Regions from separate parts of the Homo sapiens genome. Here all the other regions are linked to region 3. Evidence: chromatin loops called from intact Hi-C (ENCODE). Cell type or tissue: PC-3. All regions are shown on one strand.

Region 1 (8,000 bases), 500 kb after region 3:
CTTGTGTTTCTGAGGTGCAGAGGCTATACTTGTTGGAGACTCGGCACAGGCCATGATGATGGTCTGAACATTACCACCTGCCCCTCAGCACTCAGAAAAGCAGTTAGTTTGTGGCTGTTGACCTGAGGCAAAATTGATACAAATAGAGTTTATTTGGGCCAAATTTGAGGATTGCAGCCAGGAGCACAGATTCAAGTTGCCTTGAATATGCATTCCAATTAGCAGCAGTTACAAGCGGATTTTTTTTTTCCTGAGATTACAAGTGGTTTTTTTTTTTTTTTTTTTTTTTTTTTTTTTTTTTTTTGAGACAGGGTCTCACTGTGTTGCCTAGGTTGGCCTGCAGTGGGATGATCACAGCTCACTGCAGCCTCCACATCCAGGGCTCAAGTAATCCTCCTGCCCCAGCTTCCCGAGTAGCTCAGACTACAGGTGCGCGCTACCACGCCTGGCTTATTTTTTGTAGAGATAAAATTTTGCTATGTTGTCCAGGCTGGTCTCGAATTCCTGGGCTCAAGCAATCCTCCCGCTTCAGCCTCCCAAAGTTCTGGAATTACAGGTGTGAGCCACCTTACCTGGCCACAAGTGGATTTTTAAAGGCAAGAAAAGGGGTATGGGAAATGGGCTGACACAAAATTGTTTGTCAGAAATTCTCATGGGTTTACAGAAATATCGATTAGTGAATGGCTATCTATTGTTAAGCTATAGGGTGTGGATTCTAGTGTGGGGTGTGGCATTATTAGGTTAATTTATAGCTAAATGTGGAAAGAGCAAATAGTCTCAAGAGATGAATACGTAGCTCAAAGTGGGGAGTAGGGCATGATTGTAGTCTCATTTTAATGTCTCTCTGGGCCTGATAATTAAAAGGACTTGCATTCCTCAGATAAAAGCTCTTTTTTCTGCCCCTGGCTAATAGTTATCTAATATACTCGACTCCTTTAGTTCTTTGAACCTTACGTTTTGGAGGTCATAGAAGTTACAGAGGGCAGGAGTCAGAGGCACGGGCCGGGCCCTGTTCTGTGCTTGACCACCTTGCTGCTGTGGTAGGGCATTCACCACTCTTCCCATCTCTCCTGGTCCTTGGCCCTTCATCGCTGGAGGTGGAGTTGTTACAGAGGCCAAATATGGGGAGAAACCGTTTACATTCGGTTTTCTGGGGAGCCAAAATGAAAGACCCCAGTGGAGTGGAGCAATGAGTTTACACCTTTAGTAGACTGGAAAGAAACTAAAAAGGGAGATGTCTCCTCAGTGCACTGGAAGAGGGTGAAGGGCGATGCAATCTTGGGAAAGCTGGGGGCTGGGGTGGGTGAACTGCATTGGATGGTCCGTGTCGGGCAGAATCATCGGCATGCTCAGCCCACCATTGTCCCAAGCCAAGCCAGTTGGTACTGGTGCAGAGAAGTAGCTTCAGCTTCTGGTCTCAAAGCCATCCTCTGAAGGATGCCACCACCTCTCAAGCCCTTTTAGAAATGGAGATGGACTGGTGGTGGCATGGGAGGGCAGACCTAAGTCTGGTATGTCAGTGGAGCCAGACAGAAGGGCAGGCAACTCTAGTTACATTAAAATAGCAATGTATTGTTGACGGGTTGGAATTGCACACTTACAATCACACTATTCTATCTATAGTATTATCCCATTTAATGATAAATATGTATTTGTATATATGTATATCCGAAAAGATCTGGAAGGTTATTTCTGCAGCTTTAAAAAGAAATTGTCTTTGGGTGGAATTATTAGCACTTTTGATGTTCCTCTATTTTTTTTTGTATTTGTACTATGTATCTGCATAACTTTCTGGTTAAATGAGTTTATGTTTACAATTTAAATAAAAAGAGAAGGAGCATCATTTGGCTGCACCTCCCTCAACTTCAGATGTAACTTGTGGGGGTGGAGGACAGGGCAGGGAGGCCAGCTGGGGTGTTCCTCCTAGAGTTGGCGTTGATGGTAGGGCCTCACTCTGTTCCCTACACAGGTTGGTCACTGCCCAGCCTCTAAGATGCGAAGCTCTCTCCAGACCCTCTGGCCCCCTTACTCTAAGGTTCTAATGTTATTTCTGTTTCAATATGGGGAAGAGAAACAAAAACAGATGCTGCCTATCTCGATCAGGGAAAGGCAAGAGGGTGTCTTTCTTCCATCTGGGTTTTCTCTGTGACTGTTAACTGGATGCTTACAATGCATGGGGCAGGGTAACCTCCTGCCACTTATAGTGGTGGGGGTTGATGTCAGTGACTTAAGAAAATTAGGGAATAAATGTTTCAGTTATTTTCTCCAGTAACAGAAGGAGGGAGGAGTTGAGGCAGGTATGGTGGCTCCAAAAGGTTACTGGTGTCAACCCCTCCTGTGTATGCCTGCCACTCCTGTGGGTGGCTGTCAGCACTGAGCTCACAAGATGACTGCTGGACCATCCCTGCTGTGGCCGTGTCCCTGTTTCAGTCAGGATCGGACAGGGACAGGGGCAGATGCACCTCCCAAAAGGCCTCATCCCCAGGCTCGCCGGCATATTTAGTGACATTAATCTGTGCAAGAGGCTTGGAATGCAGTTTTTTGTTGTTGTTTCTTTTTAAACAAACATACTGTCCAAAGTTCTCTCACTAAGGAAGGAGGAAGAATAGACTTTGAGCAGGCAACAAGTACTGTCACATAGTCCAAAAGCTCTGATTCTCACAGAAAAGTCCATAATCTTTAAGTGCTGCAGAGATTTCAGGATCAAGGTAAATTTGTAAAAAGTTGGGAAACCAAAGGTATTATACAGTCCCATGGGAAGAGTTTGCTCAACAAGACGGTTCTTTTGCTGTAGTTGGTGAGCCAGGTTCTTGCTCCACGTTCACCCTCAGGGCTTGGTGGGGTTGGGGTTAGCCTGCTCTGCAGCTAGGCTGGCACCTGTCAGTACCTGGGTGATTGTTCCAACACAGACGGTACGTAGGAAGCTGGCACAAGAGCTGACGGTTCTTGTTTGTCATCCCCTATATTTCCTTGTGTCCCCACTCAGTTGGGCCTGCCTGCATTCTTTTGACAGTCGCTAAAGTCACAGACATACTTGACCTTGCAGTTTTTAGAGGGGACCTGTCACCTTTCAATAAACAAGAGGGAAGATCTTTGAGCAGTGAGTTCCAGAGACCCTGTTAAAAAGAAAAACCTTAGACAAGTTTAGCAGAGTTTAAGTGAGAAAAAAACAAAAACTCAGAAAACAAAAACACATGACATGTGAATCAGGCAGCCCTCTGATTCAGAACGGGTTCTAAGAACATGGTCAACAATGTGATCAAGTGTTATGGATGCACGGAAAACAGAAGTGAGGTACATATAGGGCTTAACTGGTTCCGGCTCAGCGTTTGCCTTATTTGATCGTTGGCAGCCAGGGATTGAAGGAAGCTCAGTTGCCGTGATGGCGGAGACTCAGCTATTTTTTACAAAAGCATACTCCTAAATTTAGGCTTTCAATTAGATTAGTAAGCCAGGCTGCCTGCAGTTAGTTAAGTAAGGACTTGGGTGCAAAGGCTTCCTCAGGCCAAATTTAGGTTATTTTAACATCCCCAATGGCCAGAGACAGGCTTCTTGGAAGCCAACTGCTTGGAGTAAAACTGTGATGACAATTCCTTTTGAAACATGTACTCCTTGAAATTTGGAAGACATTTTGGGCTAATAGATGTTCTCTGTGCCTGAAAATAAGGATGGCTTCTTCCAAAATGCAGGTGAGTCAGCCCTTCCCTGCAAAGAACTTGCTGACTGCTGCAATTAGGGGCAGTCCACAAAAGAAAAACCATAAGGCTGCATCAAAGCACTGGCTCCTCTCTCAGAGAACAGAGGAGAAGCTGCCCCTCAGAGGAAGGAAGGTGGCTTTCCAGGAGGCAGATGCTGAGTCAGGAGGAAGGTTGCTTCAGGATGTTATGTTAAAACAAAACAAAAAACAGACCAGGTGCCCTGGCTGACGCCTGTAATCCCAGCACTTTGGGAGGTCAACGCGGGCGGATCACTTGAGGTCAGGAGTTGAAGACCAGAGTGGCCAACGTGGTGAAACCCCGTCCCTACTAAAAATACAAAAATTAGCTGGGTGTGGTGGTGCATGCCTGTAATCCCAACTACTCGGGAGGCTGAGGCAGGAGAATCGCTTGAACCCGGGAGGCAGAGGTTGCAGTAAACTGAGATCGTGCCACTGCAATCCAGCGTGGGCGACAGAGAGAGACTCCGTTTCAAAACCAACCAACCAACCAAAAAAACAAGGCTGACCCCCACCCCCAGCAGAGGCTGAACTTAGAACAAGTACAGATCCCATCAGAACTATGATCTCTTTCAGATCAAAGAGGCTCATGGTACATTCTAGCTTTTCTTGTTCTCTGATTCTAGACATTTTCTGCCTTGAAATAGGAGATTTCCTGGGGTGCGCCCGCCCGCCTTGCCTCATCTCTCAAATACATTCCTGGGAGCAAGGAGCCCTGCAGCAGGCAGCTGCCCAGCGCTCAGCCCTCTGCTGCTCTCTGCTGGAATGTCGCTGCCAACACCACTAGTGCTTATCCTCAAAGCTTTGGCCAATTCCTGGTACTTCTTTTTGGCCTGTTAACAGAGAGAAGCTGACAAGCAAATTACAGACCTTTGTGACTTAGAACTGAATGCTAAGTAAAATCAATGCTCCGTTAACACAGAATGAGCAACATGACTGTTAAAAAAGCAATGATAGGGTCGGGCGCAGTGGTTCACGCCTGTAATCCCAGCACTTTGGGAGGCCAAGGCAGGTGGATCACGAGGTCAGAAGATCCAGACCATCCCGGCCAACATGGTGAAATCCCGTCTCTACTAAAAAAAAAAAAAAATTGCCAGGTGTGGTGGCGCGCTCCTGTAGTCCCAGCTACTCTGGAGGCGGAGGCAGGGGAATTGCTTGAACCCAGGAGGGGAGGTTGCAGTGAGCTGAGATGGTGCCACTGCAGCTTGGCGACAGAGCGAGACTCTGTCTCAGAAAAGAAAAAAAAAAAAAAAGGCAATGATAGAGACATCAGTTGCTTTTTAACTTAATTACCAGACAAGAAAGACCGTAAATTTCTTGTACTTAACAAGAAATGCTTCTCAATGGCCATATTGTGCAAAATATTGTGCGCATACTAAAAGGGACACATGAAACAAGTTATGTACTCTCTGCTTGCAGGAGTTTATAATCATATAACTCAGAAGGAGGGGAAGTCATTACAAAATGAGACAGATCCAGATATATCCCATGAGAGAGCACCAGATAGTGATAGGCTCACATTCAGCTAGAGATCAGGGAGGTTGTGGAAAAGCAGCCGATGCAGCCAGGCTGCTGAGGAGGTGCAACATTTTGGGGAGAGGACAAGAGGGATGAGGTCTCAGCAGGAGGGAAGAATGCTGTGTATATGTAAGTGTGTGTGTATAAAGAACTGTGTATCTGTGCCCATATGTTTGGAAAGAGTGTTGTCAGGTTGCCTTGGGTTCCTTAGAGTCTAATTCAAAAAGCTATTGAATACTTCAGGTAGGGTTGGACCAGTAAAGACTGAGCAGTGAGATAATATTTTGAGATAGGAATAACTGCCCCCTTCTGACTGTTTAACAAAACCCTTTTTACTATGAAATAAAACCAGCTATAGAAAACCACACAAAAGACAAGTATAGCTTAATGATTGCAACGTGGACACCCAAACACAGCAGCCTCCCACACCCGTAAGTAACCACCGTTCTGACTTTTATAGCAATTACTTATTTGCATTTCTTTCTAGTTTGTCATCTAAATGTGTAGCCATAGACACTGTAGTTTAATATTGTTCCTCCTTTTGAATATTGTCATGTGTCCTCAAGTTATTTTTAATTTACGTGTTCCCCTCCATCTTTTCCTTTCCCTTTAAATGTATGGGCTTAAGAATCTGGGCCACTTGACCTGTGATCTGGATCTTAGATTGCGTGTACGTGGTCATCTCTCATGTTCCTCTGACCTTTGTGATCCTGCAGATGGGCAGCTGGATCCAGAGGCTGGCTCACCTTCAGGCTTGAGCCCTTGGTAAGATGCTAGGTGGTGAGGCTTCTTTCATCTCGTAATCTCTCTTTTATGTGCATGATGTTAGCAGCCATCGATTCTCAATGTCTACGTGGACTAACTCATTGGCCGTTGCAAAACGGTGATATTCGGAAACAATAATCTCTTTGTTGTTTCATTTGTTAGTTAGAATACATCTATAAGGAGAAGCTTTGCCATGGCAGCAGTTCTTTAGAAAAAGGTAATTCTAAGCATCTTGTGTAGTTTTGGATAGTCACATCCTCCTAAGGCTGAGCCCTTAGTAATTGGCTCTCTCAGAATCTTGCAGAGGCCAAACTGGCCCCAGGAATAGTGGCCCAGAACTACTGGCCACTGGCCACTTGTGGACGTAATCAGAGGACCCCTACCCCACCTGCCACTCTTCCAGTGACCTACTCCTCATGGGGTGGGATAGCTGTTTCTGTCCATATGGAAGATTAAACACTCTAAATTATCTTCCACTGGAAAACTGGAAGCAAAATGCTAGACAAAACAACATATTTAAAACATGTAATGCTGAGCTTCTTTGAAAGAAATCTGGAGAGGTCAAAAAACAAGAAGGAAGCAGGAATTCTGTGAAGTAATACCGAGGGTTTCCGCTACAGACAGGAGACTTTCAGCTTCCTTTTTGATAGTTGCAGGGGAGATCAGAGGGTAGACGATGAGGCTAGGGCTTGCCCAAGGAGTGAGTCTTTGTTAGGAGACTCTTCTGCCTAAGGATGAGAACCCAACAGGCTACAATCTGATGGCAGGAGTGAGCAAGAAATAAACCTAATACGCTGAAGAGGATAGTAAGGAGAATTGCCTGTTTCAACCTTGACACCGGACGAGAGGGAATAAAAATATCTCCCATGAGAATTTGTAATGACAAGCTGGCTCTCTCAGAGTTGTGGTCCAAATTTACGTAACCTATGTGGTAAAAAACAAAACCTCAAACAGATAATTACATTTAGAATGGTTCTGGGTTGAGACTGGGTGCAGTGGCTCATGCCTGTAATCCCAGCACTTTGGGAGGCTGAGGTGGGCAGATCACCTGAGATCAGGAGTTCAAGACCAGCCTGGCTAACATGGCGAAACCCTGTCTCTACTAAAAATACAAAAATTAGCTGGGTGTGGTGGCGCATGCCTGCGAGCCCAGCTACTTGGGAGACAGGTAGGATAATTGGTTGAACTCAGGAGATGGAGGTTGCAGTGAGCCGAGATTGCACCGCTGCACTCCAGCCTGGGAGAAGGAGCAAGACTTCATCTCAAATTAAAAAAAAAAAAAAAAGGGAATGCTTCTGGGTTGATAGTGTCCCCAGAAAAATGGCAGAAGCAAACATAAAAACTTCCTGGAGGATTGCAATCTGAACGACAGCTTCAGAGATTTCCTATGGTGAATTTCTTTACTTTTAAGTAAGTGAGCATTTCAAGGTCAAAAATCTTAAAAAGAAAAGGGAAATGAGGCACCTGACTGAAGGCCAGTTGGAAAAACTGATATCCAAAACAGGCTCTAAAGACTATGAGTATTAAAATCATCAGATGCAAAGTATACAATAGTTATATGTAATATATCTAAATAAATAAAAGCAACTTGAAAATATGATTGGAAAAGAGACTGTAAGGCATCACAAAGCAAATCTGCAAAAGAAATAAAATTTCTAACAATAAAAAATCAGTAATTGAAAATAAAAACTCCAAGGATAGATTAAATAAATCAGATTTTAGATGAAGCTGAGGAGAGAACTAGTGAATGGGAAAATAAATTCGAAAAGTTATCCGTAACATAGATCAGAGGGACAAAGACACAAAAACAAGACAGGTAACAAGACATAGAGGATAGAGAAGAGTGTTTAATAGATGACCAGCTAGAGTTTCAGAAGGAGACAATGTCAATGAGGTAATGTTGAAGAGACAATGGCTGAGAATTTTCCAAATTTGATGAAAGCAGATTTCATCAGATTTAGAAAGCCCAAGAAATATCAAGTAGTATAGATAGAAATAAGGC
Region 2 (8,000 bases), 360 kb after region 3:
AGACCAGGATTGCCTAGGAGAAGCAGGAGAAATAGAAATTCCTTTATTATACTCATGAATGTCTCCCTGTTGTCCCAAATGGCATGCCCAGTATAATGTTAAAGGATCCATGTGACCTCGAGTCTGATATCAAAACGGTTAAACTCTGTTCTGGATGCACCCCTGACTTATCCCTTTAGATCCAGTCTCCACCCTGCTCTGTGCTCCAAGACGCTGACCTGGATGGATACCGTATTAGACTGTTTTCATGCTGCTGATAAAGATATACCTGTGACTGGGCGATTTACAAAAGAAAGAGGTTTAATTGGACTTACAGTTCCACATGGCTGGGGAAGCCTCACAATCATGGCAGAAGGCAAGGAGGAGCAAGTCACATCTTACATGGATGGCAGCAGGCAAAGAGATAGAGCTTGTGTAGGGAAACTCCTCCTTATAAAGCCATCAGATCTCATGAGACTTAGTCACTATCACGAGAACAACTCAGGAAAGACTTGCCCCCATGATTCCATTTCCTCCTACCAGGTCCCTCCCACAACATGTAGGAATTCAAGGTGAGACTTTGGTGGAGACACAGCCAAACCATATCATCCTGCCCCAGCCCTTCCCAAATCTCACGTTCTCACATTTCAAAACCAATCATGCCTTCCCAACAGTCATCCAAAGTCTTTACTCATTTCAGCATTAACTCAAAAGTCCACAGTCCAAAGTCTCATCCGAGACAAGGCAAATCCCTTCTGCCTATGAGCCTGTAAAATCAAAAGCAAGTTAGTTACTTCCTAGATACAATGGGGGTATAGGCATTGGGTAAATACAGCTGTTCCAATGGGATAAATTGGCCAAAATGCAGGTGCTACAGGCCCCATGCAAGTCTGAAATCCAGCAGGGTAGTCAAATCTTAAAACTCCAAAATGATCTCCTTTGACTCCATGTCTCACATCCAGGTCACGCTCATGCAAGAGGTGGGTTCCCATGATCTTGGGCAGCTCCATTCCTGTGGCTTTGCAGGGTACAGCTTCCATCCTGGATGCTTTCATGGGCTGGCATTGAGTGCCTGTGGCTTTTCCAGGTGCATGGTGCTAGCTGTCAGTGGATTTACCATTCTGGGGTCTGGAGGACAGTGGCCCTCTTCTCACAGCTCCACTAGGCAGTGCCCTACTAGGGACTTCGTGTGGGGACTCCAATCTCACATTTCCCTTCTGCACTGCCCTAGCAGAGGTTCTCCATGAGGGGCCACCCCTGCAACAAACTTCTGCCTGGGCATCCAGGCATTTCCATACATCCTCTCAAATCTAAGCGGAGGTTCTCAAACCTCAATTCTTGACTTCTGTGCAGCCGCAGGCTCAACACCACATGAAAGCTGGCAAGGCTTGGGGCTTCCACTCTCTGAAGCAATAGCCCGAGCTGTACCTTGGCCCCTTTTAATCAAAGCTAGAGCGGCTGGGATGCAGGGCACCAAGTCCCTAGGCTGCACACAAGAGAGGGACCCAGGGCCTGGCCCATGAAGCCGTTTCTTCCTCCTAAACCTCTGGGCCTGTGATGGGAGTGGCTTCCACAGAGGTCTCTGACATGCCCTGGTGACATTTACCCCATTGTCTTGGTGATTAACATTCAGCTCCTTGTTACTTATGTAAATTTCTGCAGCTGTCTTGAATTTCTCCTCAGAAAATGGGATTTTCCTTTCTATCGCATTGTCAGGCTGCAAAATTTCCAAACTTTTAAGCTCTGCTTCCCTCATAAAACTGAATGCCTTTAACAGCACCCAAGTCACATCTTGAATGCTTTGCTGCTTAAAAATTTCTTCTACCAGATACTCTAAATCATCTCTCTCAAGTTCAAAGTTCTACAAGTCTCTAGGGCAGGGGCAAAATGCCACCAGTCTCTTTGCTAAAACATAACAAGAGTCACCTTTGCTCCAGTTCCCAACAAGTTCCTCATCTCCATCTGAGACCACCTCAGCCTGGATTTAATTGTCCATATCATGAACAGCATTTTGGTCAAAGCCATTCAACAAGTCTCTAGGGAGTTCCAAACTTTCCCACATTTTCCTGTCTTCTTTTAAGCCCACCAAACTGTTCCAACCCCTGCCTGTTACCCAGTTCCAAAGTTGCTTCCACATTTTCAGGTATCTACAGCAGAGCCCCACTCTATTGGTACCAATTTACTGGATTAGTCCATTTTCATACTGCTAATAAAGACATACCCGAGACTGGGCAATTTACAACAGAAAGAGGTTTAATGGGCTTACAGTTCCACGTGGCTGGGGAAGCCTCACAATCATGGCAGAAGGCAAGGAGGAGCAAGTCATGTCTTACGTGGATGGCAGCAGGCAAAGAGAGAGCTTGTGCAGGGAAACTCCCCCTTATAAAGCCATCAGATCTCATGGGACTTAGTCACTATCACAAGAACAGCACAGGAAAGACTTGCCACCATGATTCAATTTCCTCCTACTGGGTCCCTCTCACAACATGTGGGAGTTCAAGATGAGATTTGGGTGGGGACACAGCCAAACCATATCAGATACCAACCAACTCCCTTGCCTTCCAGCTTCTAGTTGGCCAATGGGGAGTCCTGGAAAGAGAAGGAGAGGAGGGTCAGGCTCTCTCTTTGTGAGCTGGGTGCATCCCTTCCCTGCCTGAAGATCTCCATTCCCAAAAGCAGCTCTCTGTCGCAGGACCTGCTTCCTCCACTGGCTTCCCTGGGCCTAGTGGTGGTAAGGGTGCTTCACTCTCACGAGCCCTGAGATATTGCACCATCTGATGAGATTTCCATATACTCTGTGAGCACCTTCTTCATAGTCCCTTTACTGACCCCTCCTAGAATGATCCTAATTCACCAGCTGCTTCCTGCTGACACCCCAATAACGTCAGTCACAATCTTAAGCATGTAGTAGGTTCCTATCCCAACCTAAGCCCTACAAGTCCATTAGATGGGTGGGGACAGCTGCATGGGTAGTTAGGATTGTGACTTCCACACCTTTACGTGCATAAATTGAGAGATGTCTGGGCCCAGGGGATGGAGTGGAGACAATTTGCAGCATCACACTTACACTTTCTTTGACATTTTAAATCTGTGCTAGAACTCTTGGGTGGTTCCAGTACATCCTGGGAAGCTCCTGCCCTCTTCTGCCCTCCTGCTCTTCCTTGTTCCTCTGCCCTAAGAGGTAGGGGGTGAAGGTTAAGAAGTGAGAATGCCTGGAGAGGGCTGTGCTGTCTCAAATCTTCCTTGTCCATTTTCTCTCTTCAGTGCATATCTGTTAATTGTATATTTGGCTTCCTGCAGTCCAGAGTCCCCTGGAGTATGGGAGGACAGTTTGCAGACTGTGTTCCATATTAGCTGGTGAAACTGCAATTCGAATATCCTAGACTGTCCAGGCAAGACCAAACAGAGTCCTGCACTTGATAATCTTCCCTCCAGATTAGCCCTGAAGGCCAATGTGAAATCCGTAGCTGGACTAACTGCATTTATTACTGAAGATAATCTAACCAAGGCTCAAGTTCCCTCTTTGGGCTCTTCTAGCGGGAGGAACTCTCAGCCACCCTATGAACGCCAAGATGTGAGGAAGGGCAACGAAAGGGACCCCTCCTCTGCAGTTCCAGGGGCGGAGGTCTTCAGCCTAAAGCCCAGCCTCGCGTCCCAAGGCTGCATAAGGGCGGGTGCGGAGAGGGCTGAGAAGCCCTGACCTGCAGCACCCGCCATCCTCCCAGCCTTATACCTTCTCCAGTCCAACTATGTCAAAGCCAAGCACGCAAGCAGGTCAAAACAGAACAAAGTGACAATGGCATGGTTCTGCCACAGTCTCTGACACTTGCTCTTGAATGTTTGTTCCTTCCTTGGAGGCTGTGGGCGCGGTCTCTGCTGTGGAGTTCTTGAGAGCAGGTGGCAGAGCGGGTGAGGTCAGCGCGGCTGCTGGAGGCGGTGTGCTGTGCTCCCGCAGGGAGGAGGGCGGCGTGGAGGAGGCGGGCGCCCCCTGCTGCCCGCGCGGGCTCCTGCAGGCTCCCAGCCTTTCGTACCGTGGCCCCTGAGGCTTTCCCAGGCTGATGATGAATGAGCCCAGGGCCCGACGGAGGCATCCGAGGCACGTGACAACCCCCGCTCTGGTTGTAAATTGTCAGGCGATTCAGTGAAAGCGCTTTGCAAGCTGTTTGTGAGCAAGAGGCGGAGCAGTTTGGCTGATTCAGAATGGGCTGGACACAGTCAACTTTGCATGGGGAGAGAAACATGGTCTGATGGCTGGGAGCGAGGGCAGCTCGCTTTTGAGGCAGGGATTGCTGAATGAGGGGAGTGGCTTTCCAAGTTAGGCGTTTAGGGGAAGAATACCAACTGTCAGGGACGAATGAGAGAACAGGCCAAGCAGCCCTGGAGGGCCAAGTGAGGAGGCCTCTGTTGGAGTGCCTGAAATGTCTGGCTTCGGGACCTTGGATTCTTTAAATGATGCAATCTCCTGGCTTCTGCAGAGTTGAAATCAAGGCTTAGATCCCCAAACCATCTGTGAGCCTGGATACTTATGCATGGAAGTTAAAGTTTACAGTGACTCTAACACTGCAGAGGATCAAGTCTGGATACATCCACTTTCCTGGACAGGCCTTGAAAATGCTCGGAACCACTCTTTCTTCCCCTGTGCAGTGGGGACAAGAATACAAACCTCTCTGAGATGAGGAAATTAGAGATAGTGTTTTTAAAGTGCTTGGTATGATACAGCATGCAGTTGGTGTTTAATAAGTGGTGTCTCTTCTAAGTCCCTATGAATGAAACCATGACATTGTGCAATCAAGGCAGGAATGTTCAGACTCCAATCCTGCTGAAATACAGAGGTGATCTTTGCCAATGAGGCATCGTGGAGACTCCATTACACGCTCCAGCAAGCAAACCTGTTATCCTCAGTGGCCCATGACCATTCTTGCTGTCAGACTTTGCTCCGTATGCACTGAGCCCAGAGCTGATTTTATCTGCCATGAAAAGAGGATGTGGAACAAAGAAGGGAACAGAGTTTGGTTGCAGAGAGAAGTGTATGCTCCAAGAACCAGATGCTAAGATGGGATTAAATGTGCAAGGCTATTATTAGGGGAGATGCCTGTGGCAGAAAATGGGGAGAGAGATGGACAAGGCTGGGCAAGTCATCAGATCATGATGCAAGGCTGATCTGAGTGAAGGAAAGAGGGAGAAAAGGTAGTTGGACATATTCTAGGCTGCCATGCAGTTAAGGAGTGTTCAGCTAGGGCATTGGGGGTCCTGGAGCCAGTGTCAACTGACATAGGACAGGAATGAGCCTTAGTATCTTTGCCATGACCAGTTGTTGGTACGTGGCCTCACCACAAACACAGTGATGGATTTCAGAGCCCAGCAGCTGAGGCCGATGGTCAGTTATGCTCTCATGGTTAAAGGTCTTCCAGGCACATTCTCATGACAGCCACGATATATTTTTGTAAGAAATTCTACCAAGGCAAAATATGATTAAGATAGGTAGCCAAAACAAACAAAAAAGAAAGAAAAGCCGCAAATTCCTCCCTGCTTGCTCTTTATGCATGCTCCTTTGCAATGTGATTTTGCTATTAGCTCCATCAAGAGATGGGTCTCCTTGAATCTGAGCTTGACCACGTGAATTGCTTTGACCACTGGAGCATTCACAAACATGGCACAACGGAGGCTTGAAAAATGCATGTGCCTTGGGACTTGCCCTCTCTTGTTACTTTTGGAACCAGAGACCTCCATGCAATGAGCCTAGACTAGCCTCCTAGAAGATGAGGACAAGAAGAAGCAGAAATCAAGCACCTTCCCACCACCAGGCATGTGAGTGAGGCCATCCTAGACTGTCCAGCCCCAGCCAAGCTGTCAGTGACCACAGAGACCAGCTAAGCCAAACTAAAACCGAAAGGACTGTGGGAAAACCTATAGTACTGTGAGAAACCATAAATGCTTGTTGTTTTAATTCACTCAGTTTTGGGACAGTGTGTTATGTAGTAAAAACTAATTGATATCATTTATGTCCATTTTATAGATGGAGGAACTGAAACCTGGAGACATGAGAAAGCCCCTCAATGAATGGAAGTCTCAAGGTGTTCATTGGTCTTCCTCAGAGCCTCCTACAGCAAGCTGGGCTTGATCGGAAGGCTCTGAGTTTGGGGGTAGCTTTACTCATTTGTGTTATTTGCCTAAACCCTGGAGTCTACTGAGATCAAGACCCCCGAATTTGATCATTAATAAATCTCTTTTGGATGAATAATATAAAGGTGTTAGGAGGCCCTTCTAGGCCATTGAAGCCACTAGAACAGAAGTCAAGGAATTCTCAATCTTCAAAGCATGGGAAATGAGGGGTACAGGGATTCTCCCTAGCCCAGTTAGAAACTCCTTCAGGCAGGACGTAAAATTTATATTTCTCTTCTATTCTTCTTCACTACTGTGCTAGTCTTATAAGTCTATTGTTCATTCATTCAACAAATACTTATTGAGTGTGCCAAGAAAAAAGCAAAGATCTTTGCCCTCATAGAGTTTACTTTCTAGGAGGGAAATAGAAAATAAGCAGAATAAATAAGAGAAATATATGGTGTACCAGATAATGATGTGTGCTAGGAATTAAAAATAAAGAGGGGAATAGGAGAGGAAGTACCGGGCAGGGAACATTGCCATTCTAGATAGGGTAGCCTCACTGATAAGGTGACATTTGATTAGATAGATGAAAGAAAGTGAAAGTGGGAGTCACGTGAGTATTTGTGGGGAGAGGATTCCACAGCTAGTGCAGGGAAGCTGAGGCCAGAGCCTCATGAAGAGCTCAGGGAGCACCAGAAGGCCAGAGTGGCAGGAGGAGAGTGAACAAGGAGAAGAGCTAGTGGGAGACGAGTTCAGAGAGGAAAAGGAGGGCACGTCATGAAGCGTCCTGCAGATCAAAGGTGGGACTTTGAGTGAAATGAGGAGCCATTTGGGACTTAGGAGCAGAGGAGTGACGTGATCTGACAACATGTTAGCAGGATCCCTCTGGCCGCTGTGTTTAAAATAGCCCAAAAGGTAGCAAGGGCAGAATCAGGGAGACCAGTTAGGAGGTGACTGCAATGACCATGGACTTACTTTGAATTGCAGTTAAAGTAGAGGTGTCTAGCCCAGGGCCCATGTGAGAAGGAACAGTCGATTACCATTTATTGGGGGAAATACTGGATTGTGTCTTTTCACCAGCATTATGGTGCCGGAAAGAACAGCCAAGGGGACGTTGCTTCTTGACCTAAACAAGTTCTGCTTTGATGATGACAGTGAGGCACCAAACAACAGATTCAACTTCACCATGCCATCTGGAGTGGGGAGCGGCAGCAGATTTTTACAGGATCCAGCTGGCTCTGGGAAGATTGTGGTCAGTTAATGGTCATTGCATCATTAAAAGGGCATCGGGAATTGGTCCAACATGCATCATGCTTTTGCTGCCCCATAGAGAGAAATTTCCAAGGTAACCCCCTCTCAGAGCGACTGTAACTGACAGGCTTAATAGTGAGTCTGTGTTCCCCATTCGCTCTTTATTTTACCCTGGTTCCAGGAATCATTTGTTACACATAGTTGTGCCTGGGCTGCTGAGGACTGGATTCTTCCTTGCATAGCATGCAGTTTGTGTGCCTGCTTAGCGTGCCTTCACAGACACGTCAGTGCCCTCTGTGCTCAGGCACTTTTGTTTATTTGAATGCTCATTCCCGGCCCATAGAGCTGTGAGGTGAGAGAAAGCAGGGCCAGGACCTTGAGTATGTCTGGGTAAATTCCACACCGTAGAACCACTGGAGACCAGAGGAGAGTGAGACAGTGAGGATGTGTAGGAAGCCCCCTCCCTGGCAACTTCAAGGGACAAAAGCTGCATTGGAAGAAGGATGGGCATGAAAAGTGGGTCCCAATGATTTGAGTTAGACCTTTCCTTACAGAGCTACTGCTGGAAGGTGGTGGGGAAGGAGAAGAGAAAAATGAAAGGGCTGGGAAAGCAGCAGCCTCAGGGAGGGAAGCCAGCAACCCGCTACCCTTCCCCTCACCCAGCT
Region 3 (8,000 bases):
TCTACTGTCAATGATTCCAGAACTCAGCTGGATGCGAAATTGGAGCCCATCAGAAACAGGAAAGACAGCCTCACGTGCAGTCCTCTGGATTGAAGAATGGGAAGCATTGGGGAAAAAAGTCTGATCAAGAATGTTTCAAAGATTTCAAAGACCAGGTGAGTTGGTAAGGGGCTGGGCCACTGAGTGAACACCTCTGATGTGAGGTAAAAGGACTTGGCAGAAGGAGAGAAGGGAGACTGCGCTCTTTTGGGTGTGTTCTAAGGGTGTTCATTAGCTAATGGAGAAGGGCTTAGAAGAGTGAAGGAGAAGAACCTAGAGCTGTCCCTGATACTTTTTTCTTTGGTGTCCCTTCTCTCCCTCAAAAGCTTTGGGCTTTCTCTCTAAGGGAACCTGCCTTGGCCTGGACTGAGAAGACACAGAAGCAGGCAGCTGAGTGATGGTGGGAAAGGCATTTGACCTTGCCATCCTCTTCCCCAGTATACACGCTAGCCATCGGGCCAGCCTTTCTTTACTACAGCTGGCAACAGCCCCAAAGTCCTGAACTGAGAAAGCAAAGGAGGAAACGGTCACAGGATAGTGCCACAGAATCTGGAAAGCCAATCCCAGAGATGATGCTTTTTGAGCAAAAACATTCAGCTGACATAAGAGCCTATTAAGAGCCCCACCCCCCACCTCCCATACACACAGATCCCGCGTGTGCCTATGCTGCAGCCACAGTGCAGTCACAGGGAAGCCAGTGTCTCGGAATTGTCCTCTGCTTCCTCTCACTGGCCCCGTGTGCATCCCCCTCACTTCCTCTGCTGTCACCTTCCCCAGCCAGGAAAGTGTCCCAGCCTTGGGCACGCCCCTTCCAGATGGCTGTGGACCCTGAATGACAGGTTGGACTTTTTTTTCCATTTGGAAAGAATCCAAAAGGTTCTAACCCCTGCTTTCACAGTATGGGCATCTCCCATCTTCTTTGTGTCTAATCACAGTAACGCAAACACCTCCATGTGCAGGTGGTGAGACCTGGGAGGGGGTGGTGAGTTGGCAATAGCCTGATGGGTGACTCAGCAATTTATTACACTGTTTGCTTAGGTGACAAACAAGCCTGGCAGTTACCCCCGAGCTTAGCCAAAGCCCTTCAAAGTTCCTTTCCCTTCAGTCTAAAGGATGCATGTGCACACTTCCCAAAGTCGCACAATTAGTTGCATTTATCAACTCACGATTGTCCTTTCTTTGTGGAGCAGTGTTTGAAAGGGAAAGATGAGTCTCCACTCTTCCCCTGCTGCTTTCATAATGCCTGTTTTGTTCACTTGGGATGAACTCTTTCAGAGAGCTCAGGGCTGCAGCCTGTTCCCCTGCTGTGTCTAATATGCTGGGAGTAGTTCTCTCCTCATCATCTCTGTACCTCTGTCTCGGTCCTGGGAAAGAAACCCAATGCCGAGAACACCCTCCCTCATCCCCCTTGCTACGTGGGGGCGATATCTACCTCTGTTTCTTTTGTGCTGCTTTAGTTGCCCACGTCTTCTTCCTTTGTGCTTGGCCTGTCTGAATTTATCTTTCTAGATCAAGGCGGGTCCTCTGGCTTTAAGAAACATGGTTCTCTTGGCATCAAGTAGATTCCCCTCCCTGCCCAGTGATGTCTGCAAAAGAACAGAGGTGGAGACTCATGACGGTGCCATTGCAAGAGCCACCAATGTGCCGCAGGGCCAGCTGCCCACCTGCCAGCTACGCTTTCCTGGTGATCATGATCTATATTCTTTGATTATCAACAGAAATGCCTTAAGAGAATGGTTCTGAATGTCTCTAGGTCTGCAGAAATTATTGCCAGCCCTTCTTCACTTACCAGAGCACGGTAAAGATGAATTTGACAGGCAGGAGCCTGAAGACATATGGTATTTGTGCTGTGGGTTTTGTGTGTGATGAGAGTTCTCAGCTGTCTGATTTCCTCCACCAATTCCTTCGACAAAAGCCTATGTGCTTATGCTGCTGGCCTGGCAGAATTTTGAGAATCTCTGACTCACTGGCAGAGCCTTAGAAGGGCCATATCACCCAGCCTCTTGGCTTCCAAGCAGTGATAGCATTAAGTCATCCCCAATAAAAAGGAATTTACCCTCTTTTAAAATGCCCTTGGAGAAGGAATTCAATTTGGCTCTCTTGGATGTATTTTGGCAGCTACTATGAGGAAATTATTTATATCCAATCTAAATTCTTTAAGTTGAAGAAGTACTTGGGAGATTCTAGAAGTCTGAGGGGCAGGCAATCACTAAGAATCAGGGTAAATAACAGAGACACAAAGTCCTACTACCGTGGTATGACAGATACAGTTGATACTGCATAAATCCTGACAAGTGAATAAATGGTATTTTTGCGGTGTGTCTGGAAAAATATTGGGAAAACTTTCAGAAAGCCTGTCTGTAAACACCTTTAGCAAACAGAAAACAGGTATTCAACCACAGAGCATGGTAAATAAGAATATCTGCCAGATAAATCTAACATTATTCTGTGGCTGAGTGTCAGGCCTGGTGGTTAGAGAGGAAGCATAGTGTCTAATCTCTCCTGGCCTTTGCACAGTTTTGGATTCTCTCCCACATAACACACCTTCAGTAAACTGGGGAAATGTGGTCAGACCACACAGTTACCAGGTGAGTGGTCCTGGCAGCAGAGACAAAAGAAAAATGGGTTAGCAGGGCTCAATTTCAGCCTAGAGTGATACCATGCAGAGCTCGACAGGGACCCACTGCCGGCCAAGAAGGTCATAGTGTCTTCATCAGTGACTTGGATGATGGGCCAAGACTTTGCTCCTCAATTGGGTTAAGAGATGATTAGCTGCTGAGAACAATGATGTGAGATTTCCTCCTGAGTCAGTTAGGTGGGAGGAAAAATGAACAAGCTGACTTGGAAGAATTGTAAAAATGGCCAGAAGCAAATCAAATAAAATCAGGGAGAACAAGTATGACTGAATTGAAGGTCTGTGCCTTGTCAATATTCTGGCAAATTTATAGAATGTGGAGTGTTGGAAGATAGTTTATAAGGCTTAGATAAGGCTTAGAAATATAGGCTTTCAAATCAGACCAACCTAGACTCAAATCCTGCCTTTTCTGTTGCTGGATGCATTACGGTATCACAGCCTTCTGGCTACCCGGTTTCAGAGCCTCAGTGAGCTTATCAGGACTCTAAGAATGAGAAAGAGGACACCTGGCCTGGCAAGGAGTGAGTGCTGGTTTCAGTCCTGCCTTGGTGGGGTGGTCTCATGCAGTGCAAAGCCCACACAAACATATGTGGCTGCCCTGCCTAACTTATCTCAGGCCTTCCTGGCTCCATGCCTCAGTTTCCTTATCAGTCAAATGAAGATAATAAGAGATATTTGAAGTGATTAAATGAGGTAGTAGATACCAAGTGCTTAGCATAGTGCCAGGCACATAGCAGACTCTCAATAAACTCTAACTAAACCAAAAGGGCACAGAGGATCCCAGCATCTGCTCTCATCCACCGATACTTGAAAGGTATATATGTGGGGTGCAAATCATGGTCACCATCAGAAAACTTCTGCTTCCTTAGTCCCTTCTGGTCCCACCGTGGAAGGAGGGGTGGACAGGGTGGAGGCAGAAGCACCAGCAGAGGGTGGGAGCAGCAGCCTTCCACATTCATGCAGAGTAGAGGACTCCTTCTGGGTGAGGCAGTGAGGAAGAAAAGCAGAACGAGGTGGGGCCAGATTCAATGGCCCTTTTCCAGGACCTGTCAGCCCTACTTCACAAGCCCACCTGCTTCTCCATCTCTAGTATTCTAGGCACTGCTTAAGCCTGGACTAGTGGTTAAAGGTCCCATCTGTATAGGACATTCTGGAAGAGGAGTAAGGAGGAACTCCAGCCTCCTCATGCACAAACATGTTGTCTCCTGCAATCCTGAAGTATGTTAGGCATTGGGGCTCTCTGCTGGTTCTAAGATGCCTCCCAGAGAAATAACTCTATAAGCCCCCCTCTAGGCTGCTCCAATTTTCTGGAAGCAGGAGGCCCCAGCGCATGTCTCCCTGCTGGTCTGTTAGTCTCTCTTGTACTTCTGTTATTCATGGCTTCCCAGGGCATGGAGCTCAGAAGGTGGTCTCCAAACCTGCTGGGAGAATAAGGAGTGCTAAGTGTCCTGACATTCCTGGGGAGTCCTAGTGCCCTAGGACTGTGAACAAGTCAGCAAGTCAGAGAAGAGGAGAAGATAAAAAAGGAAAAATCGAGCCCTCATGCAGTAGGGCATAGGATGCTGCACAGGCTGCCTTTGGGACCAGCTGTGTCTGCAGCAGTGTAGCCTTGGGCAGGGAGTCCAGGAGCGTTTTAAGGATAACCCTAGACCTAATCAACTGCACCTGCTCAGTGCCTTTCCTCTGCAAATGAGAACGAAGAGCCACACAATTCCAATGAATGGCCATTGAAATTCACATCAATAAGGAAATGGTATCAGAGCCTGGGAGGGCAGGAATTGAGAACGTAGAGATTAGGAGGCAATTTGATTCTGCAGGGAGCGCTGGTGCAGGGTGAGGCAGAGCCCCAAGCACCCTGTCCCCAGCACTGGCCCAGAACAGGCTCCGCTCAGGAGCAACAAGCGGGAGCACTCCCCTCGGCAGCCACCAGAGGTCATTGGTTCCTGCTGTTCGAGCTGTAGGCTGCTCTGCAGTGCCTTCCAGCCAGTACAGCCCAGACAGTTACTGTTTCCCAACAGTCCTGGAGGAAACCCTGACCCAAGGGGAGACAGGGCAACTCCTTACAGAACACCCTCCATCCCCCTGCCAGGAAGGCTGGGAGCTGGCACCTTGAGCAGAGACCCTGGGCTCCCATCCTAAGCCTTTGGCCTTCAAGAAGCTTTTTCTGAGCACGCTGAAAGATGAGGAAATGGCAAAGCATCCCAGGCTACTTATCAGTGCTCCAGCTTCTGGCCAGGTACCCTGACACCTGCTGCTCCCAGTTTCCTGCCAGAGGAAAAGCCCTCAGGAGCACCTTCCCTCCCCCAGGCATCACTCACTCACTCTGCTTTTTCCTTTTTTGTATTAGAATCCGGTTCTGGGCAGGCAGCCTTGCACCTGAACCACCTCCATCCAGAAAACAAAGCACATTTTCTTTTTAAACCCTCAAGGGTTTATTCTGAATGGCATTTTTGCCATATTAAAAAAAAAAGTTTATCTTCACACTGACCTACAGCAAACTCAGGATATTCTTTGTTCCAAATTAAATAGACTTTTTCTTTTTTAATCTCTATGTTAGCAATATCAGGCCGGGCATGGTGGCTCATCCCAGCACTTTGGGAGGCTGAGGTGGGTGGATCACTTGAGGTCAGGAGTTGGAGACCAGGCTGTCCAACATCATGAAACCCCGTCTCTACTAAAAATACAAAAATTAGCCAGGCGTGGTGGTGTATGCCGGTAATCCCAGCTACTTGGGAGGCTGAGGCAGGAGAATTGCTTGAACCCAGGGGATGGAGGCTACAGTGAGCCGAGATCGTGTCACAGCACTCCAGCCTAGAAGCCAGGGAGAGACTCTGTCTCAAACAAACAAAAACAACAACAACCAAAAAACTCTATGTTAACAATATCAGCATCCAGTTAGAAACCAGCTCTTCCCTGAAATTCAGTCACTCACAAGTCAGTCTGACCAAAGTCCACCTCTTAAACAGCTGTTAAAAGGTCCAGGCCTCAGCATCGCTTGCAACCTTTCTGGCTTGGCCTCTCTGTGTGTTCTAATCTGTTTGCACTCAGCCACCAACGCAAATCTGACCATGAAAGTCTTTGTGGGCTGCCCAAGGCCCAGAGGTCCAAGTGTAACCTTCACAGCCTGGCCCACCCCACCCCTCCTGCCCCAGCCACCTTCTCCTGTAGCCTCGCTGGACTTCTCACTTCTCCTTGAACACCAGTGCTCCGGCCTGGCTCTGTGCCTTTCTGTGGGCCGGGCTCTCCTGCTGGTGTGCCCTCCCCCATTCTCCAGGTGAACACTCCCCCATCTGTCCAGATCCGGAGGAAACATCCTCTTCTCTCCCAGTGCCTGCTGTTCCTTCCTAGGTGTTTCTGCTGCACTCATCATGTCCTATGGCAAGGTTTTATTTCTACATCTATGTGTCCTGACCAGACTGTGAGCTGCCTGATGATGGGAACCCTGTCCCAGTATACATGTCGCTCTGGAATTATCCCAGCAGCCTATACATTATCTAGCATTTAGGAAGGGCTCGATAAATGTTTGATGAATGAATTAATGTTCTCAGTGGAAGTTAAATCACATAACACAATAAAAACCAAACTGGCACCCCACCAATGCTTGGTAAGAACAAATGCTTTAGGTGGGGATCAGGCTGTGCTGCCTCTCCTCTTCTGAGAAGAGATTGTGCAATGACAAAGGTGAAGTGTCCGCTCATAGCGGCACATGCTGCACACCTACCATGCATGAGCAGTGAGTTATGCACTCACGTGCAATACCGTGTTTAATCTCTATCCCCAATTTCATAGATGTGGAGCCTGAGGCTGAGAAAGGCTTGCCCCAGGTCATTCCACAAAATGAAGGGCAGAGAGAGCTTGACGTCAGGCAACACCGAGGGTGGTGCTCTTTACTGTAGCACTGGAAGCCAGAAGGCCAGGGGTCAAGTCTCAGCTCCTCTGCTGTCCCACTGTGTATGTAATCTCAGCCCATCGCTTCATCTCTTTGGGCTCTGTTTTCTTATCTTCACCACAAAATAGTCTTTAGGCTCAAATAGGATTGGGCTATCAAAACATCTAAAAATCATAATGAGCTATGCAGCTATGAAGGACCATGGTTACTAATCTCTGTGGCTCATCCCTCTTCTTTCCTTCAGGCCATTTTTTTTTTTTGAGACGGAGTCTTGCTCTGTTGCCCAGGTTGGAGTGCAGTGGCACAATCTCAGCTCACTGTAACCTCTGTCTCCCAGGTTCAGGAGATTCTTGTGCCTCAGCCTCCCAAATAGCTGGGATTACAGGGACACACCACTACGCCTGGCTAATTTTTTTTTTTTTTTTTGTATTTTTAGTAGAGACAGGGTTTCACCACATTAGTCTTGAACTCCTCACCTCAAGCGATCTGCCCGCTTCAGTCTCCCAAAGTGCTGGGATTACAGGCGTGAGCCACAGTGACTGGACACTTCAGGCCATTTTCTTCCTTCCCCAGCTGTCTTGGTCTTACTTTTCCTCCCAAAGCTGGATTCCCTATTTCTGAGCACTTCTGTGACTTCACAAGGTTGGCTGCATTTACACCCAAGGAGCTGTCCATTGTCCTTACCTTTGCTCATCTGAAAACCCAGTGAGCAGGCAGCCTTAGATGTTTAAATTCCCACGGCCTCCCTGTCCTGGAAGGGACACTCTGCCCCCAGCCGCAGCCCCCACATGCTTCAATATTCTGGTCTGTCTACCTTCCCACCCTCTCTTACCCCTTCCCTCTGAAGTCCATTACAAAAACATTAAACTTCTACTCTGTAGGCAAACAAGTGGGAGCCATCAAAGAGTTGTGGGCAGAACGGGCTCACATCACTCTGGGGGGGTGTGTGGGGTGGACAGGAGGATGGGCAGAGTGAGGGGCAAGGAGGCCAGGGAGAGGCAACTGCAAGAATCCTGCTGAGGAATGCAGGGCAGTCACAGGGGTAGGGTCCTTGCAGTGTCTGCGGCTCCTTGGGTTGCTCGTATTTCACAGCCTGAGACGACTCTCTGTGTCTTCAGGGAGCCATCAATCCTGAGCCTTGGTCTTGCCCCCAGTTCACGCCAGCACCAGGCAGGAAGAGATAAGCCGCCCAGTTTCTCCCACAGGCATCTGGCCAGGGCCTCTCAGTGATCGCTTCCCTCTCCATAAAGCGTTGGGAAGACTTCCAGAGTGCTTACACTCCCTCAGCCCCAGTTGCTCCGGGAAGACCCGCCTGGTAATTCCAAGCATTTGGAGAGGAGCCCCGCCTACCTGGGGAGAGGGAGCCCTCCCCCACCTGCTGCAGGGCATGCACAGGGAGGCCAGGGAGCCTGCTGATTTTTCTTTTGCTTTGGCTCA

Evidence for each region. A loop is a pair of places that touch in the nucleus more often than their neighbours do. Peaks named below come from ENCODE experiments on the same cell type or tissue, not always from the same donor. Only the 100,000 strongest peaks of a DNase experiment are listed, where the experiment ranks them.
Region 1: it touches region 3 in a loop (3-fold over the local background); 43 of 110 quality-filtered maps call a loop at or near these places.
Region 2: it touches region 3 in a loop (12-fold over the local background); 53 of 110 quality-filtered maps call a loop at or near these places.

Annotation. Positions count from the first base shown.
Region 1 is chr7:106,149,566-106,157,565 of GRCh38, forward strand. No RefSeq gene overlaps it. Among named protein-coding and RNA genes, the nearest start is that of SYPL1, 41 kb to the left of the region's middle. RefSeq lists a silencer at 5,667-5,716 and an enhancer at 6,650-6,799. In PC-3, a CTCF peak has its summit at 4,474 (motif pointing left); a DNase peak (open chromatin) is centred at 4,476; H3K4me3 peaks cover 508 bases.
Region 2 is chr7:106,005,696-106,013,695 of GRCh38, forward strand. CDHR3 (cadherin related family member 3) reads left to right here. Exons shown (of 19, transcript NM_152750.5): 9 at 7,165-7,336. Among named protein-coding and RNA genes, the nearest start is that of CDHR3, 46 kb to the left of the region's middle. RefSeq lists a silencer at 3,866-4,055. In PC-3, CTCF peaks have their summits at 3,973 (motif pointing left) and 4,173; a DNase peak (open chromatin) is centred at 4,066.
Region 3 is chr7:105,647,936-105,655,935 of GRCh38, forward strand. The region is part of intron 4 of ATXN7L1 (ataxin 7 like 1); the gene reads right to left. Among named protein-coding and RNA genes, the nearest start is that of EFCAB10, 70 kb to the left of the region's middle. RefSeq lists silencers at 20-236, 7,627-7,921 and enhancers at 247-1,446, 4,745-5,468, 7,640-8,000. In PC-3, CTCF peaks have their summits at 4,592 (motif pointing right) and 4,805; DNase peaks (open chromatin) are centred at 1,036, 1,996, 2,546 and 4,616; H3K4me3 peaks cover 3,061 bases; H3K27ac peaks cover 3,610 bases.